2 separate regions of the Homo sapiens genome follow, and region 1 is linked to region 2. Evidence: chromatin loops called from intact Hi-C (ENCODE). Cell type or tissue: PC-3. All regions are shown on one strand. Links, peaks and the distances in the headings refer to the core of each region. The heading gives the core; the rest is flanking DNA.

What was found. A loop is a pair of places that touch in the nucleus more often than their neighbours do. Peaks named below come from ENCODE experiments on the same cell type or tissue, not always from the same donor. Only the 100,000 strongest peaks of a DNase experiment are listed, where the experiment ranks them.
Region 1: a loop joins it to region 2, with 2.4 times the contacts of the local background. A loop is called at or near these places in 4 of 110 quality-filtered maps.

The regions. Positions count from the first base shown.
Region 1 is chr1:162,580,178-162,585,566 of GRCh38, forward strand. UAP1 (UDP-N-acetylglucosamine pyrophosphorylase 1) reads left to right here. Exons shown (of 11, transcript NM_001324116.5): 5 at 1,110-1,282. Among named protein-coding and RNA genes, the nearest start is that of UAP1, 21 kb to the left of the region's middle. In PC-3, for the core only: no CTCF peak of the experiment used is centred there; no DNase peak of the experiment used is centred there.
Region 2 is chr1:162,501,146-162,506,534 of GRCh38, forward strand. UHMK1 (U2AF homology motif kinase 1) reads left to right here. Exons shown (of 8, transcript NM_175866.5): 4 at 2,609-2,703. Among named protein-coding and RNA genes, the nearest start is that of UHMK1, 6.0 kb to the left of the region's middle. In PC-3, for the core only: no CTCF peak of the experiment used is centred there; a DNase peak (open chromatin) is centred at 1,976; H3K4me3 peaks cover 1,748 bases; H3K27ac peaks cover 1,530 bases.

The DNA.
Region 1 (5,389 bases), core at 126-5,125, 79 kb after region 2:
ATTTTATGTATACTGCAATGTTCATGGCTACATTGTTTATTATAGTGAAAACTTGGAAACCATATGCTATTTAATAAATGAGAGGCTAAATTATAGTTTAAAAATAGCATTAATTCTTAAATAGCATTAAAATAATTGGTGGCATTAAATTCTAAACATTATTTCAGCAAGTTAAGTAAGAGAATGCAAAATGAAAAACTGCATACAGTCTATGATTAGGGCCACTGCTTTGCACAATTCCAGGTAGTGCATACACATCATGGTTTGTTAATGGGACCCACTAGAATTGGACAGTGTATTGCCTGTGTAGCCACATTCAGTGACCCTGAGTACAACCTCAGTCTATAAAAATAGACCTACTGACAGATTTATGTTTATGAGAATCTGTACTTGGAGGAAAGGCTGAAAAGAAATTAATAGTATTAACAGTGGTGCTCTCTAGATGTAGGCTTTTATTTCATCTTAATTATTTTGGTTAATGGAAGAGTTACTATTCTTAGCTGTATTTTGTGAAGTTGTCTAATTTTTCATCACTTAAGCTATGGTTAAGGTTGTTATTGGACAAAGTACATTAAAGCAGCATTATAAATAGATGGAGAAAGAAGAGGCTTTATTTATATCTCGTTTAAATCACCTTAGGCCTCCATATCAATCTGTTTTTTTAACAAATGATTTGATACAAAATACTTACGTATTTTTGAGATGGGTGAAATTGTCAGCATTGGGGTTATAAATACAGAGCTAACTTGAATCATACAAATGTTAATGAAACTTGAAATGTTATGAAATAATCATTGCCTGATAAAGGATTTTATATCATACAATATATTACTAAAAGGGGCTGAGTTAAAAAGAAAGATATGGTTTTTGGGGTTGCCTGATCTTACATTGATAGTGTTATTCTCTGGATAGTTAATGCTAAGTAACCTTCAAAATCCTATAGTTCAATTTTTTTGACACCTGATTCCTTCCTTATGGATATTCAGTTTTCTTGCCTTTGTAAAGCGAATTTTGTTTTTTAGGGATCTTAACCCTAGTTTGGAAACAATCTTTGTGTTACCTTTATGATGGATTTTGATATGCTACTAATGGGCTATTTTGTTTTCCAGATGGGAATGGTGGTCTTTATCGGGCACTTGCAGCCCAGAATATTGTGGAGGATATGGAGCAAAGAGGCATTTGGAGCATTCATGTCTATTGTGTTGACAACATATTAGTAAAAGTGGCAGACCCACGGTTCATTGGATTTTGCATTCAGAAAGGAGCAGACTGTGGAGCAAAGGTAATGCCTTTCTCAACTATGGTGAGGCTTTTGATGGTCTTGCTCTGTCATATACGCATTCCAGAAGTCAAACCAAGTTTATTAGGGTGATTTGAATATTTTAGAACCATTTATCTCTCTAAAGTAACTAAACGGTCCCACACCCACTTTTTTTCTTAAATTGGCAAGACTTGATTCTAGATGTAATGTTGTATACTTATCACAGGTAAGAGTTTAAACTATGTGAGGAGGATTTGTAAGTACTTCGGAAAGTGGTCATCACTAGACCTGGGTTGGATTCATTAATATCAAATTGTGTTCAATCAGATTAACCCAACTTTTTTCCTGTGACAAAGTTATTGGAGTAGGTAAGGAAAATGTGGTAGAAATAACAGATTTAGACTTCCTAAGTCAGGTGACAAGGTATCTTACGATGTTCTTTCGAATAAGATAGAAATATGCAAGTTGGGCATAAGGACAATTAAAGAGGTGAATAACTGCTTGAATGACCACACACAGACTGATACTAAGTTGGAGGGAGGTTTGTAATGATATGTAATGAGTCTGTTCTTGGCATTGTACTTTTCAACACGTTTTTAGTTGTATAGGTGATGGCATGTCTTTATGGTAGCAAAAAATATATATATTATAGCTAGAAATAAAATAGACAGCAAACATGCAAACCTTTAAAAACACTTTGGAAGACCTAAAAATACTGATATAAACATTACTAGAAGTCTGTATAGGTATCCATTCTCATCAAAAACAGTGTAATAAAAGCCCAGTCAAAATCTCAGTGAGACTATTTTGGGGACACTTGACAGAATGATTGCAAAGTTTAGAATAAACATGTAAAGGTGGCCAGGAAAATGTTGAAAAAGGATGAAGATAAGGGAGGAAAGGGGGCCGAAGACCATCTATCAAGCATTAAAAGGAATTGTAAATTAAAAGAGTGTGGTACTGGAACCAGAATAGAATGACAGATTAATGAAAATAGAGTAGGTCAGTCAGAAACACATCTGTGTATGTATAAGAAGAACACATTTTATAAAATATGGCATTTTGACTCAGTGGAGGAAATGAATGAAATAACTGGCTAACAATAAAGTAAGATCTCTCTGTCAAAGCTCATACAAATATCAGTTTTAGGTGGATTACACAGTTAAATATTTAAAAATGAAATCATAAAGGTATTAGAAGAAAATTAGAAGAATTTTATAATTGTGATGCAAAAGGAAGACCTTTCTACTGAAAGCAGTAACCATATAGGCTTCTGACAAAAACAAATTCGATTTCAAATTATTTTGAAATATCTGTATTTAAAAAGAAGATCTGCCAAAGAAGTTATTTCTCTCAAAGTTAATCTAGAAATTTTATGCAAAGTCTCATTGGAAGCCGAAATCTTAAATTTACTGATACAAGTTTTGAGAGATTAAGCTGATAGACCTAATAAGCCTCCTCTGGACTCTGAAAATAAGTGTTGGTTTAGTTCAGTTATTTAAGACTTCTATCTGTTCCAATACTCTGTGAGTATCTGAACTGTATTTTTTTTTTTTTTAGCCACAGACTCACTATGTCATCTAGGCTGGTGTGCAGTGGCAGGATCTCGGCTCACTGCAACCTTTGCCTCCTGGGTTCAGTGATTCTCCTGCCTCACCCTCCCCAGTAGCTGGGATTATAGGCACACGCCTTCCACTTGGTGTCACTCTTTTTTTTTTTTTTTTTTTTTTTTGAGACGCAGTCTTGCACTGTCGCCTGGGCCGGAGTGCAGTGGCATGATCTTGGCTCACTGCAACCTCCGTCTCCCAGGTTCAAGCAATTCTCCTGCCTCAGCCTCCTGAGTAGCTGGGATTATAGGCACCCACCACCAGGCCCAGATAATTTTTTTGTATTTTTAGTACAGACGGGGTTTCACTATGTTGGCCAGGCTGGTCTCGAACGCCTGACCTCATGATCCACACACCTCAGCCTCCCAAAGTGCTGGGATTACAGGCGTGAGCCACCGTGCCCAGCTGGTGTCACTCTTTTTTCCTAAAATAGAAACTTAAAATTGTACTGTTACGAGCTTCAGAACCAATTTAAACTTTATGCAATCAGAGAGTGTTCAACCTGGAAGGGACCCCAGAGATCATCTGGTCAACCCCTTTGATCTCAGAAATGAGAATCCTGAGTTCTAGTACTTTGTTTGTTTATTTATTTATTTATTTATTTGACAGGGTCTGGCTCTGTTGCCTAGGCTGGATTGCAGTGATGTGATCTTGGCTCACTGCAACTTCTGCCTCCAGGCTCAGCAATTCTCCTGCCTCAGCCTCTGGAGTAGCTGGTACCACAGGCGTGCACCACCACACCTGGTTAATTTTTCTGGGTCTTTTTGTATTTTTAGTAGAGACAGGGTTTCACTGTGTTGCCTAGGCTGGTCTTGAACTTCTGACCTCAGGTGATCTACCTGCTTTGGCCTCCCAAAGTGCTGGGATTACAGGCGTGAGCCACTGCACCCGGCCAGAGTTCTAGTACTTTATAAGACTCAGGCTCAAGGTTCTTTATCACATTAACAGAGCCAGGATTAGAGTTCATGTTTCCCAACTTCCTAGTCTTATATTATATTACATTATAGAACCATACTCTTCAGATTAGTTTTTGCTGACAGTTCAAAAATCTTTAAACTGGTGTGCTAACTTTTGTGAGTACACTAATCATGCAAAGATGCAAGTGTTAAGTCACTCCTCTCCATTACCTGTGGGCTCTGTAGGATAAATCCAGACTCAGTCTTCCTTGCAAAGACACTCACTGTTTAGTCCTGTGTCTGGCATGTAATGTAGTAGTCATTCAGTGAATGAATAAGTAAATATTCAGATGGAACCAAAACATGACTAGACTGGCATATATTAAAATCTTTTAGAAATGTTAGAAGCCGTTTACATAATTGCTCCCCTGCCCTTTTAAAATAAGAAAATCAAAGCATTAAAATATGTATCTTAAAGCACCTAAGTTAGGGGATGATTCATACTGTGGTAGTAGAATTATTTGCAGTACTTTATTTTTATTGTATTTATTTATTCTGAGACAGGATCTCACTCTGCCACCCAGGCTGGATATGCAGTGGCATTATCATGGCTTCACTGCAGCCTCGACCTCCTGGGTTCAGGTGATCCTCTCACCTCAGCCTCCTGAGTAGCTGAGACTACAGGCACCCAGCACCATGCCTGGCTAATTTTTGTATTTTTTGTAGAGGTGGGGTTTTGCTACATTGCCCAGGCTGGTCTTGAAATCCTGGGCTCAGGTGATCTGCCTGCCTGAGCCTTCCAAAGTGCTGGGATTACAGGTGTGAACCACTATGCCTGGCCTGCAGTACTTTAATAGGCCCCTGTCTTGGTGCATTAAGTATTTTTTATGGAGTGAAGAACATGAGAAAAGACTGAAAGAGTGAGGTAGTTTGCAAAAGTACAAAGTTAAAAAGGTAGGAACCATTGTTAACTGAAGATCATTTTGTAAAGCAATTATAGTAACTCTGAGGTTAAAGTGTTATTTTGGACTCAGCTTTTCTCTCAGCTCACTGCAACCTCTGCCTACTGGGTTCAAGTGATCCTCCTGCTCAGCCTCCCAAGTAGCTGGGATTACAGGCATGTGCCACCACACCTGGCTAATTTACCATGTTGGCCAGGCTGGTCTCTTAACTCCTGACCTCAAGTGATCCACCTGCCTTGGCCTCCCGGAGTGCTGGGATTATAGGTGTAAGCTACTGTGCCTGGCCCTGGACTCAGTTTTTCTGGATTAAACTTATGAAATATTGAGTACACCTTTTAAGTTTATACTGTATATCTTTTTTTTTTTTTCTGAGATAAGAGTCTTTCTCTTGTTGCCCCAGCTGGAGCGCAATGGCGCAATCTTGGCTCACTGCAATCTCTGCCTCCCAGGTTCAAGTGATTCTGCTGCCTCAGCCTCCTGAATCGCTGGGATTACAGTGCCTACCACCATGCCTGGCTAATTTTTTTTTTTAATTTTCAGTAGAGATGGGGTTTCACCATGTTGGCCAGGCTGGTCTTGAACTCCTGACCTCAGATGATACACCCACCTCAGCCTCCCAAAGTGCTGAGATTATAGGTGTGAGCTACCACGCCCGTTCTATAC
Region 2 (5,389 bases), core at 56-5,055:
ACTTAAGAGTATTCAATTTATGATGATTTTTTTTTTTCTTTTGAGATGGAGTTTCACTCTTTCACCCAGGCTGGAGTGCAGTGGCGCAATCTCAGCTCACTGCAACCTCCACCTTCCGGTTTCAACCAATTCTCCTGCCTCAGCCTCCTGAGTAGCTGGGATTACAGGCGCCAGCCACCGTACCCGGCTAATTTTTGTATTTTTAGTAGACACGGAGTTTCACCATGTTGGCCAGGCTGGTCTCAAACTCCTGACCTCATGATGCACCCGCCTGGGCCTCCCCAAGTGCTGGGATTACAGGCATGAGCCACCGCACCTGGCCAATTTATGATGATTCTTTTAGAGAACTCTTGATTGCTGTCTGTTGTCCATACTCCTCTTTTTCTATTGATGATACTTGAATGCCACTACCAACTCCTATGGCTATCAATCTGCTAGTGAGTATTGCATTCTTATTGTTCCTAGCCTGTGGCTTGGCATATAGTAAGTGCTTGATAAAATGTTTGAATGAATGCATTTTCCTGAAGAAACAAAAGTGGTTTCTTTTGTTTACTAACAGTAATATTAAGTTCTAAAGTGTTACTAATACAACCATAGCTTATAAGTTAAATGATAAGTTTTATAGATTATCTTAACTGCTTTACAGTTAAAAAATATTTTTGCTGGGCATGGTGGCTCACACCTGTAATCCCAGCACTTTTGGAGGCTGAGGTGGGAGGCTCACTTGAGACCAGGAATTTGAGACCAGCCCAGGCAACGTAGTGAGACCCCAGTCTCTAGTAAAAAAAAAAAAAAAAAAATTATAAAAGGTATTTTAATACTTGTTTAATATCAAGAACAATAATCATTCCAAAACATTGTATTTATTAAACCTCAAAAAATTAGCTGGGTGTGATGGCACACACCTGTAGTCCCAGCTACCCAGGAGGCTGAGGCAGGAGGATCACTTAAACAGTAGCCTAAAGGATACTGATATTATCACAACATTAAAGCCCCACAATACCTTTGAAAACATACTGTAGTTAATTCCTAATTTATAAATGCATAAAAAGTTCATTCAAATATTAGAGGTTTGGAACTTAGATATTAAGCAACAAGTTTTTGATACTAAGCAACAAGTGTTTTTTTGAGCATCTAATACATACTGTATAGCTATTATAACATATAGTTTTGTTTCTTTTAAACACCTGGTCACTGATTTCCATTGTAGCATTTCCTGGAAGGGATATTTTAATAGCCCAATGTATGTACCTGATGCTTTTATGGGTAAAAATTGCTTTCTTGGGAGTAAAATCAGTATCATTCTTTATTATTGATATCCCAAACAATCAAGAGTCTTACGTATTCTTTCTTGGTGCTAATCCAGACATAGATCAGTTATTTGAATGAGTTTTGACTGTCTTTGAGCCTTTTGGACTATATCTGCTTGGCCTAGAGCTCATCAGAACTAGATCACATTCAAATTTGTGTGAAATTTAGAGGGGTGATGTGTAGTAATGGGATCTCCAATATATGCCTCTAGATAAAACGCTATTTTTCTGTTTTATCCCTTTCTATGGAGGCAAAATTGCCAACTGATTATGAGCATAGGCTCTAAAGTCAAGCTACTAGGGTTTGTATCTTGCCTCCACAAAGCTCTTACTAAGTTATTTATTTAGGTTCACTAAGCCATAGTTTGCTTTCTTTAAAATGAGGATAATAATGGCATCTATCTCATAAGACTACTGAGGTTAATAAAGAAATGATACTTTTAGCAAACAGCTCATGGTAAGTATTTAATAAATTTTACTGATAATGATAGTATCTGTTCTTTTAACTCATGTACACAGTTCTAAATTGTGAGTTAGCATAGTATTCAAGGAGAAAATATATTCTGTAAAGATTTAGAGAATGAGTAATATGACAAATAAGATGTTTTAATACTGCATCATATTCGCTTTGATAGTTTATTTCTGCCTGAAAACCAATTGAAGACTCGTTACGGAGATACCCTGAGTCACCTATTATACATTCATTTTTGCATTAAACTACATTCTTATGTGGTTACTTCGGTATTTATTTTTTATTCTTTCATCTAGTAGATGTTCATAGAGTGCTAGGCGCTGAAAATGAAGAAAAAAATGTTCTTCTCCAGAAGTGTGTAATTATGTATATTATTTCCTCTGTTAAGATTGTAGGCTCTTGCTGGGCACGATGGCTCACAGTTATAGTCCCAGCACTTTGGGAGGCCACGGTGGGCAGATCACTTGAGCCCAAGAGTTTGAGACCAGCCTGGGTAACATAGTGAAACCCCATAGCTATAAAAAATACAAAAAATTAGCTGGATGTGATGGCACACACCTATATTTCCAGCTACGCAGGAGGCTGAGGCAGGAGGATCACTTAAACCTGGGAGGCAGAGGTTGCAGTGAGCTGAGATTGCGTCACTGCACTACAGCCTGGGTGGCAGAGCAAGACCCTGTCTCCAAAAAAAAAAAAAAAAAAAAGATTGTAGGCTCTCAGAAGATAGTGTTTTCTGTTGCATTTTACTCTCAAATAGTGCTATATGCCTAGTATTCAATAAATACAGACTGAATAACCAAAGGAAAACTTTTCTCCGTTTTTTAAGGCAAACAGTTCTGCTATTATTGATCACATATTTGCCAGTAAAGCAGTGGTGAATGCCGCAATTCCAGCCTATCACCTAAGAGACCTTATCAAAAGGTATGTTACACGTACCATAAACTTGCTTTGCATTCATGTACTATGTGAAATGGTACGTCTTTTTTTTCTCTGAACAGATTTATATTATTATTTCTATGTAAGGAACATAAGTAATGAAATAGTTTTACCAAATTTGTTTTCAAAGGAATGCTCTTTTGCTCATAGTATCAGATGTTAAGCTTTTCCTGGCAGCTGCCTTTTCACTGGAAGATAGATTCACTGTACCTTTGGCCACTCATAGCCCTGGCAGTTCTGGATACTTGATGGAAAGCAGGTTTTTAAAGAGAGTCTTTTTTAACTAAAGATTGAGTTTGCTTTTGGACTACTCCCCTCCCCCCAAAAAAAGACCCAAAAACCATTTCGAATAAGATAGTTTTTTATTATACTTTAAATAATTACTCTTGACAACGGTCTGGGGACAGATACAGTTTTTCTGATATCTGAATAGATCCGAAAACAATAGATATTTTGAAAATACAAATGTGTACAGTCGTGTCATTTAACAGTAGGGATCTGTTGTGAGAAATATGTCATTAGGTGATTTTGCCATGCTGACATCATATAGTACTTACATAAATGTAAATGATACAGACTTCTGCCCACACCTAGGCTATATTGCACAGTCTATTGCTCTTAGGCTACAACCTATATAGCGTGTTACTGTACCAAATACTATAGACAGTTGTAATACAATGGTAAGTATTGTGTCTAAACATAGAAAAGATACAGTAAAAATACAGTATAAAAGATTAAAAATGGTATACCTTATAGGGCACTTTACCATGAATAGAGCTTGCAGGACTGGAGTTGCTCTGGGTAATTCAGTGAGTGAGTGGTGAGTGAATGTGAGGGCCTAGGACATTACTGTACACTATAAGACTAAGGGTAAACACTGTATACTTTGCCTACACTAAATTTATTTTAAAATTTTTTCTCCTTTTTTTGAGACAGAGTCACACTCCATCACCCAAGCTGGAGTGCAGTGGCACAATCTTGGCTCACTGCAACCTCTGCCTCCCAGATTCAAGCGATTCTTGTGCCTCAGCCTCTTGAGTAGCTGGAATTACAGGTGCATGCCACCATGCCCGGCTAATTTTTGTATTTTTAGTAGAGACGGGGTTTCACCATGTTGGCTAGGTTGGTCTCGAACTCCTGACCTCAAGTGATCTGTCTGCCTCAGCCTCCCAAAGTGCTGGGATTACAGGTGTGTGCCACCGCTTCTGGCCAAAATTTTTTTTCTTCTATAATAAATTAGCTTAACTGTAACTTTTTTACTTTATAAACTTTAATTTTTCTTTATCTTATTTACTTTTAAAATTTTTTGTTAAAAACTGAGACACAAGCACACCTTAGCCTAGACCTACACAGGGTCAGGATCATCAATATCATTGTCTTCCACTTCCACATATTGTCTTACTGGAATGTCTGCAGGGGCAGTAACATGCATAGAGCTGTCATCTCCTATGTTAACAATGCCTTCTTTTGGAATACCTCACAAAGGACCTGCCTGAGACTATTTTACAGTCAACTTTTTGGGGGAGGGCGATGTACTTTAAAGTAGGAATAAAAAAATATATAGTTATAAATACATAAGCCAGTAACACAGCTATGTATTGTCATTATCAAGTACAGTAGTTTTGTTTACATCTATGTCCTACCGCAACACCTGCATTACCTGCATTACCACAAGCATGTGAGTGATGTGTTGCGATAGGACATTATGATAGCTACGATGTCGCTAGGCGATAGGAATTTTTCAGCTCAGTATTATTTTATGAGATCGCTGTCATATATGTGGTCCATTGTTGACCAAAACGTCATTGTGCAGTATATGACTGTATTATTAAATAGTAGGTTTTTCAGATTTCTAGACTATGGACTGGAAGTGAATAAAATAATTAGTATGCTAGAAAAGTATGGATCCCTTGTCTGAGTTAGAGTAGTATAGTTTCCTTTGAATATTGGCCCTATAAACCTTTAAGTTAGTTTTATTAACTCTTTACTTTGAAATAGTTACAGACTCACAGGACTTTGCAAAAATGTTACAGAGAGGTCCCTACCATTTACCCAGTTTCCCCCAGTGGTAACTTTTTACATAACTGTAGTATATACAGTATCAAAACCAGTAAATTGAAATAGGTATAATCCACATGATTTATTCCTATTTCACCAGTTTTACGCATACTTACTTGTGTGTGTTTTTCAAATTAGTTTTAAATAGCTGTTAGTATCTGATTGATATGAGATATTATAAATTGCATTTTACATTGAAGAGATGGGAATGAAAAATTATAAAATGGATTCTAGCCTGGAAGTTAAATTTTCATCTAAGTTCTAGTATTGACTTTCTTATTTTTATTTTTTTTAAATAATAGCCCCCCCCCCCCCACCATTTTACATAGAATACTAAATTTGGAAACTATAGAAAGTCATCATGAGGAAAATAAAAATTATAAACCCACATTCTAGTGTTAGCACTTTGGTATATTTCCTTCCACTATTTTTCTGCATATTGCATTATATATGCATGCAAGTCGCTGAACCTTTTTTGTTGCTGTTGTTGAATAAAGCACAGACACTAAAAACACTAATTAAACAAATGTGTAGCTTAATCTGTAGGAACATTGTACCCATCTTGTAACTACCATTCACACCAAGAAATAAAACTTTTCCTGTCACCCTGGAA